Linked DNA regions of Homo sapiens: all the other regions are linked to region 2. Evidence: chromatin contacts called from ENCODE POLR2A ChIA-PET data. All regions are on one chromosome and are shown on one strand. The core of a region is the stretch at or near the end of the contact, and the rest is flanking DNA. Distances in the headings are between cores, read along the strand shown. Region 1 holds the start of KDM4C (lysine demethylase 4C). Region 2 holds the start of PSIP1 (PC4 and SRSF1 interacting protein 1). Region 3 overlaps KDM4C (lysine demethylase 4C).

Evidence for each region. ChIA-PET counts read pairs that join two places held with the same protein, here RNA polymerase II (POLR2A).
Region 1: POLR2A ChIA-PET joins it to region 2 with 6 read pairs in CD4-positive, alpha-beta T cell. The contact joins the promoter of KDM4C here to the promoter of PSIP1 in region 2. POLR2A ChIA-PET finds 5 or more read pairs at or near these places in 3 of 52 experiments (CD4-positive, alpha-beta T cell, activated T-cell and naive thymus-derived CD8-positive, alpha-beta T cell).
Region 3: POLR2A ChIA-PET joins it to region 2 with 12 read pairs in T-cell. The contact joins the enhancer-like site here to the promoter of PSIP1 in region 2. POLR2A ChIA-PET finds 5 or more read pairs at or near these places in 2 of 52 experiments (T-cell and naive thymus-derived CD8-positive, alpha-beta T cell).

What each region holds. Positions count from the first base shown.
Region 1 is chr9:6,756,609-6,759,308 of GRCh38, reverse strand. KDM4C (lysine demethylase 4C) reads right to left here and starts at 1,336. Exons shown (of 22, transcript NM_015061.6): 1 at 1,106-1,336. RefSeq lists enhancers at 23-242, 1,443-1,802, 2,534-2,700 and silencers at 903-1,072, 1,163-1,402.
Region 2 is chr9:15,509,679-15,512,378 of GRCh38, reverse strand. PSIP1 (PC4 and SRSF1 interacting protein 1) reads left to right here and starts at 1,409. Exons shown (of 16, transcript NM_033222.5): 1 at 1,409-1,562; 2 at 2,050-2,262. The coding sequence starts at 2,191. RefSeq lists enhancers at 390-1,342, 1,343-2,296 and silencers at 1,424-1,503, 1,524-1,733, 1,744-1,803, 1,934-1,983, 2,084-2,283.
Region 3 is chr9:6,778,163-6,780,862 of GRCh38, reverse strand. The region is part of intron 1 of KDM4C (lysine demethylase 4C); the gene reads right to left. Among named protein-coding and RNA genes, the nearest start is that of KDM4C, 22 kb to the right of the region's middle. Within about 2 kb of position 1,407, at least 2 of the 41 ENCODE cell types and tissues checked have a DNase peak (open chromatin) inside an H3K27ac peak, as active enhancers do.

The DNA of each region.
Region 1 (2,700 bases), core at 87-2,586, 8.8 Mb after region 2:
AAGCCAAGCTGCCCGGAATTTAGACATTTTTTTAAATACCGCAAACTGAAATGGGTGAAAATAGGGCAGAGTTTAGTGTGAACCTAAGTGGCCGGAACCTACTAGTAACTTTCACCAGGATAAAAGTGACTCTGCTTTTCTAACCTACATTTCCGAACAGTGCTTTATAAATCACCTCTCGGGGTTAGTTTATCAAGCGCAAAAAAAAGTTTACCTTGTCTCTTCCGGAAGAAGGAACCTGACAAAACCCCTCCCGGTAGTATTGCCCACAATCAGAGCCAGCCAGCGCAGGCTTGCACCGCGCAGCAAAGGGGGAGCCCAGCATCAAGTCCACGCGGAAAGCATCTGAATCCCGGCTGCTGGCTTTACTGGCGGAGCACAGAGGAAAACCCCAAGCTCCTGCCTACAGCCCCGGCCTGTCTGGCTCCCTCCTCCACGTCCCCACTCCACGCCACGTTCTGTGCCTGGCAGTCCACGCGCCCTAATCCAACTCGCATTTATTTAAGCACCCGCCGTCTACACCGCATCATGGTTCCTCCAGGCACTGCAGGAAGAAATGGCCCCATGCCGGGGGAAAGAAACACCAAAAGGACAGCCGCGAGGGCTGAAGACGACCCCGAATGACGGGATGACTGCCTGCAACGGGTGGTCAGGAGAGGAGCTCCCACCCTCACCCCGCGGGTCGTGACACTCCCAGGGAAGGGAGGGCCCCGAGGGGTGCACCAGGCCCGGCCTTCCTGGAGTCCGCCACAGCCGACTGGCGGCGTTAAGAGGTCCGCATCCCAGGACCGCCCGAGCGCTCCTCTGCCCCAAGGAGGCGACCCCGACTCCGGATCCCGGGAAAACGGCGAGCGCGGGTACCGAACCTCGGTAAGGGCCGGAGCGGGCTGTCACCGGCCCCCGCATCCCTCCCCTGCGGCCGCGGCCGGCCGCTCCCTCCCCAGCTTGACAGTCGCTGCAGTCACGGACGGAGCGTCTCTGCCCCAGCGTCGCCGCTCGCCCGGACGCCCGCACCCCCGTGCCCCACGCGGAGGGGGGCAGTGCCGGGAAGACCTCTCCGGACCCTCCCCCCGCCCTGGCCCCCAGACTCCGGAAAAGCGGTTACCTGGCGCGCGGGTTGGGGCGAGAGCACGACTCGGTGGAGGAGGAAGAGAAGACAGTGGCCTCCGGCCCAGGGAGATTTGGGAAATTTGGGAGACTTGTTCCGCACTAGGTGACAGCTGTTCGCTGCGCACGCGCACAGGACCCCGGCCGCCCGATCACTGCGCCGCGCCTCACCCTCCCGTCGAGGGGGTGGGTGGGAGGCAGCGGCGAAGGCGCGCGCACCGCCGGCTCTCCCTGCGCGAGGGCGCGCGCGCCGTCACGTGACCGCTGGGGCCCGCACTTGGTGAGTCACGTGGGCTTACAAACAGCTTAAAGGTGCCCGGCACGCTCTTGCTTTGGGCTCAACTTCCGCGCTGTGGTTAACTTAGGCTTGCTGGCGCGCATCTTCTTGTCCTTTGGACACAGGCATATCCCATTCTTTCCGGAGGGGAAAGATACTCGCGTAGAAGGAGAAAACAGGTGCACAGAACCTTGCCCGGAAGCGCTGGCTGGGGTCCCGCAGGGCTGGACCTGATGTAGTCCACGCGCCACACGTCCTCCTGGGCGCCGACGCGCACCTATGGCGGCCTCCGACGCGCGGACGTCAGCGTGGCGTTACCGGGGTGGAGCCTCGGAATGTACTGGAGAGCCTGGCGAGAAAGTCGGGGCTCGCAGCTCTCCGGCGATGACAGCGCTGTGTTCCCGTTCTCCCTTCACCCGGTGGCCGGGACCACTGAGCCTCCTTCCCACAATGGGAGATCCCGAATAGGCGAAGAGTATCTTCGTGTCCCAACCCTTTAACAACTACCGCGCAGGAGCGTGTCAGCCTCTGGAAGCAAAACTGTCCGGTGTTGAGTCACCTACACCCAGCACGTCCCGCCCCGACCCGCCCAAGTGTGCTCTTAAGATAGGGAGGCACAAAGGTGACCCCAATAGGAATCCTGGGCTGGCGGTCCCTCAGAAACTAGAGTTGATAACAGTTTGGCCAGAACTGAAGTGACTAGAAATGCAGGTGCCTCCAGCGTCTGAGACTAGATAAGTTAACTTCCTACAACTTGTTGCTTTTCCTCTGTAACTCCGCCTTCCGAGGTGTCAGAAGGAACCAACCAGACCTTAAGCCCCTGTACTGCCAAAGACAGATGGTTGAGCATCAGATGTTTTGCAAAGCTGAATGATTTTTTTTTTAAACTTCCTACAGAGCTCCCAGCTGGGTCCCTTGTGGCGTTTTCTCTAACGTCTTAGCTAAGAAAGATTGGGCATATCTTCACACCAGTGAGCAAAGTTGGGCTAATATGCTGAATTTTCTGTTACATTATACTGATAACAGAATTTTAAAAATATATCGACACCGCTTACCACGCGCTTGAACTCGTTTCTCACTGGGGTGAACATTGTGAGGACAGATGGAATGTGATTAATTGAGCTAAGGCTAACGGGATTATTGGGTCACCATATTTCTTTAGTTGTTAAAAACAAAGTTCCGCTACACACACAGACACACTCTTTTTTGAGACGGAGTCTTGCTGTGTCGCCCAGTTTGGAGTGCAATGGCGCTATCTCGGCTTACTGCAACCTCCGCCTCACGGGTTCGAGAGATTCTCCTGCCTCAGCCTCCCG
Region 2 (2,700 bases), core at 160-2,659:
AAATGCGTCATTTCATGAGTACTCCAGTTACCCCCAGCCTCTTTCTACTAACATCTACCTTGAAACATCAAGAACTGGTTAAATAATCATTTTTACCCCCTTCTTGCTGAGCAACCTATAGTAGCTTCCTACTACACACATTAAATTCATATTCAGAATGAGAAGCTTCAAGACATTTCACCAACCCTTCCTTCTCCTCTGCCAATTTCTCTTTTTGCTCCACTTGGAACTCTCTGCATATTGCCCAGGTATACTTAGTTTCTCGAAACTCCTTACAGGACATTTTACTTTGGGACTGTCTTCTTTCATTCCTTTTTAAAGACATGCTGTATCGCTTTCAAAAAATTCTCAATTTTTACCAATTCAAAAAAAATTTCCTAATTCATTTCCAGTTGAGTCCCGTATTTAAAACAGTATTATCTAGGTGCTAATATATGTCTTATTATTCTTATTTTTATATGTCTTAACATTCTTTTTAAAAATATTTTCAGCCTCTCTAAAGGATCAAAAAATTAACCTTTAAAATCCCTTGAAGAGCATTTTAAGAGAGAAAATATTTGAGGTTTAGTAACACTTACACATTGTACCACCTACCAGCTCCTATTCTACTAGGGAAATAAAATTTAGATGCAGCTAAAATTTAGTTAGGGCCCAAACTCACATCCTATCTAAAAGGTTTCTGTTTTCCTGTCATTGTTTTCTACCCTTCGCATTTTGCATTCAGTAGGGTTGCATTTTTCTTAATAGTTCTTGGTGATGCAAATGCAAAAGAAATGAAATAGGGCTCTCTCATACTACAATTTCAAGGAAAAGGAGACTACGAGGCCCATTCAGCGAGGTGCAAGAGGCCTAGATGCAGCACACCCTGCAACCGCCGCATGCTCCAATTTCATCTTAGGGTTTTCGTACAGCTCCTCTTTTTTGGATGATGCAAACCGCGCAAAAGCAGCATTCAAACCTCCCCACCCTGGAAACGATACAAGAACATGAATCTTTACTGCCACTTTCTCCCTAACACGCAGCCAAGGGAGAGAGGCCCGGATACCCGCCCCCAAAACCGCGTCCACAACAATCATTTCCTCCCTCCCCGCCTTTTACATACAGTACACATACAAATACACACACGCAGAGAAGCCAGCAGGGGCGGGCCGGGCCCGACCACTCCGCAAACCGCAGGGGGAACTTGCGGCAGGCCGAGCTATTTTCGCCCAGTCCTTTCTTCTTCGCTTGCGTCTTCCTCTCCATCTGCATGCACCTGTTACATGAAAGCGAACTTGGGGACGTAGGGTTTCCAGAAAATCCGCTTCGGAGCCACACAGCTTCGCCGGGTGCTGCAACATCCCCCCTCTCTCGGTAAACAGTTGGTCGCGCCCCAGTGCTAGCGGGCGCCGAGCGGGAGCCGCGCGGGAGCAGCGCAGCTACGGCGGCGGCAGCGGCGGCGCGGTTGCGATTCCGAGCCGTTGAGACGCCTCTGCGGCAGCTGGTGGCGCAGGTGGCTTGCGTGGACGCGGGTAGAGGCGACCGGCCAGCAACCGCAGCGTCGGCGCCCGCGGCCCCGGCAGGTGAGCGGGCGACGGGGACTCGCCCCGCCCCCCCCTCGGTGGCGTCGCTCCTGGCTGTAGCGGGGAAGTGGACGCGGCCCGCCCGGGAGCCGAGGGGGCCGAGGCTGCAGCCGCTGGGCAGCAGGTTGCGGGGGAGGCCTTGCGTGGGCGGAAGGGGGCCGCTCGCTTCTCGGAATCCCTGCCTTTTTCTCTCCCATGCACCCCCTCCCTTTTGGGGCTTAAGCTCGGTGGAAAAAGCCCGGAGAAAGATGGGGCGGGCAGACGGGCGATTTCTGGCCGGGCAGCATCCCTGCTTCAGGTGGTGGCGTCTCTTCGGTGGCGGGGTGGAGGACCTGCTCCAGCGCGGAGGCAGCGCACTGGCGGGGGAGGAGCGGGAGGCGGCCGTCCCCTCGCTCTCCCACCCCCACCCGCCGGTTCCCCTCCCCCTCCCCTTGCGGCCCCTCCCTTCGGGGTTCTTCGCTTTAACCGCCCTCGGTGCTCTCCCTAGCAGGCGCGTCGGGACGCCCCGAGGCATCCTCCCCCGCCCGCGGGCCCGGTAGCTGGGCCCGCGTCCGCCGCCCGCATCCCCGCGCCGCCGCATCTCCTCGCCGCCTCCCGGGCTTCGGACCCCCGGTCTCGCCCCCGAAACATGACTCGCGATTTCAAACCTGGAGACCTCATCTTCGCCAAGATGAAAGGTTATCCCCATTGGCCAGCTCGAGTAAGTGATTTGTAGCCCTCGCGCTTAGCAGTGCTACCCTCCTCTCCAGAGGCCTGCTGCCCACCGTGTCTCTTTATTTTTTCTTCTGTCCTTTCTCTCCCTCGCTTTAGTCTCATTTGTAACCTGACCTTTCATTTTAGTTTTTTGCCCAATAATCTCCCGTGTAATTATGAAAATCCAGACGTTTCTACATACCTGTGTATTTCCCTATGGTTTATTGGCAGACTTGGACAGATTTTCTTCCTAGGAAATATTTAAATGCGTTGCTAGTTAATATTCCATTGTAGGTGAAATAATGAAGAGTGAATTTTTGTTTAAAAATTAGTGAAACATTGACATTTCCATAGTTTTGGATCAAGTACAAAATATCAATGGAATTTGTGCAGATTACACACAAACACTTGGATGTCAGAGAAGTGCGTATGTGATTAAATTGGA
Region 3 (2,700 bases), core at 158-2,657, 8.7 Mb after region 2:
CAAGAGACTGCATTCTGGAGAGCTGAAATCTACATTATATGAGACATTCCAAATATGATTAAAGTCGCTTTTTTTTTTTTTTTTTTTTTTTTTTGAGAGGGAGTTTCACTCTTGTTGCCCAGGCTGGAGTACAATGGCGGAATCTCGGCTCACTGCAACCTCTACCTCCCTGGTTCAAGCAATTCTCCTGCCTCGGCCTTCCCAAGTAGCTGGGATTACAGGTGGACAGTATCACACCCGGCTAATTTTCGTATTTTTTGTAGAGACAAGGTTTTGCCATGTTTCCAGGCTGGTCCTGGACTCTTGAGCTCGAAGAGATCTGCCTGCCTTGGCTTCCCAAAGTGCTGGGATTACAGGTGTGAGCCACAGCACCTGGCCAATTTCTCTTTCGTTTTTTTGTGGGTTTGTTTTTAATAACAGTATGAGAATTAGGATACTTGAGAAGCAATATGAGCCAGAATCCTTGCAGATGTTTACAAATTCCCGATCTCTTAACTTTTTACTGTTATAATTCCCACACCTCGTTTGAGATTAAAAATAAATTACCTCATCTTTAATGGTGCTTTCCAAAGGATTCAACTTAAATTTGGTAGAAACAATAACACCGCTGTATTCACAGCTAATCTATTTACATAATTTTTAATTATATCTCATACTTACACAGCTGGCATAAACTGGATGGGAAATACTGTTGACCTGCTGAGTATTCAACTGGTATTTGGATATATTAACAATAGGCATAGCCTACTTAGCCCTGTGTGTGAGGTCAGTGGTGTTCTTTAGAGAGAATGTATGGTATCCCTTATCTGGTTAAGATAAGGGTGAGTCAGAGCTACTATAGTAGGCCAGTAAGATTAAGTAGCTGTAGGTGGCTGGCTAGTTTGCTTAAATAGCTCAATTAGTAATTGCATTCAGTGCTACAAAATGAATTTTGAGCCACTCAGGTTAATTTCATAAAGATTACACCAATGAACCAATTATTAGAAAGGATTATTATCAAAACGCAAATAGGAGTGAATAAACCTCCATGTGATGCACATCTGGTATTTGTAAAACAGCAGGTTTCCCACTTGCCATTGTCATCAGTTTATATTTGATAATAGCATCAGTCATGATTCAATTACCCATAGACACTGCTCTGGTTAACTTAAGCAGAAAGGGATTTGATATTGACTGGTGTTAGAGCACTGTTGAAGGTTGCAAGAGCAGACTCTCAGCTCAATCCCCAGGGATGTCTCCCAGAACACTGCTGCAGCAGGAGCTGTCAAGGGAACTGCCACTGCTACTACAAACAGAAGATCAGGGTCCAAGTTCATAGCACCTTGACTGAGATCTGGGGAGCAGGAAGTTGCTGTGGAACCTGTTTGTTTCACGAACACACCAAATTAGTTATGATCTAGGGGTCAGGAATCGTGCCAGAACTATTTCTTCAGACCCAAGCTACTTCTGCTAGATCTACTCCAGCAAGAATGCCTTACAGGTTTCCACTCTCTCCTTACCCTGCTCAGTTCTGAATCTAAGTCTTTTCATATTAAAAGACTTTAATCAGCCAGGCACGGTGGCTCACGCCTGTAATCCCAGCACTCTGGGAGGCCGAGGTGGGCAGATCACGAGGTCAAGAGATCGAGACCACGGTGAAACCCCATCTCTACTAAAAATACAAAGAATTTGCCAGGCATGGTGGCGGGCACCTGTAGTCCCAGCTACTCGGGAGGCTGAGGCAGGAGAATGGCTTGAACCCGGAAGGTGGAGCTTGCAGTGAGCCAAGATCACGCCACTGCACTCCAGCCTGGGCGACAGAGCGAGACTCCATCTCAAAAAAAAAAAAAAGACTTTAATCAGGCCTGGTGAGGTAGCTCAGGCCTGTAATCCCAGCACTTTGGAAGGTCAAGGTGGGTGGATCACCTGAGGTCAGGAGTTAAAGACCAGCTTGGCCAACATGGTGAAATCCTGTCTCTACTAAAAATACAAAAAATTAGCCAGGCCACTTGCACTCCAGTCTGGGCGAACATGAGACTCCTTCTCATAATTAAAAAAAAAAAAAAAAGGCACCAAATCTCCACCTAGATAGACGAATCTCACAAATGTAACACTGTGACACAGAGTCTTGCTCTGTTACCCAGGCTGGAGTGTAGTGGCATGATCCCAGCTCACTGCAACCTCCGCTTCCTGGGTTCAAGAGATTCTCCTGCCTCAGCCTCCCAAGTAGCTGGGATTACAGGCATGTGCCACCACGCCCCGCTAATTTTTGTATTTTTAGTAGAGGCGGGGTTTCACCATGTTGGTCAGGCTGGTCTCAAACTCCTGACCTTAGGTGATCCTCCCAGCTTAGCCTCCCAAAGTGCTGGGATTACAGGCGTGAGCTACCGCACCGGGCCTTGGAAAAATCTGATAAACTTTTGTATTTAGCTGTGGAAGCAGAGAGCTGTCACTTGAGTGAATAAGTTATTTAGCTACAAAGGCCTGAAACCCAGGAATGGTGGGGTGGCTCATGCCCATAATCCCAGGACTTTGGGAGGCCCAAGCGGGAGGATCACCTAAGGTCAGGAGTTCAAGACCAGCCTGGCCAACATGGTGAAACCCTGTCTCTACTAAAAATACAAAAATTAGCCAGGGGTGGTGGCAGGTGCCTGTAATCCTAGCTACTCAGAAGGTTGAGGCAGGAGAATTGCTTGAACCCAGGAGGCAGAGGTTGCAGTA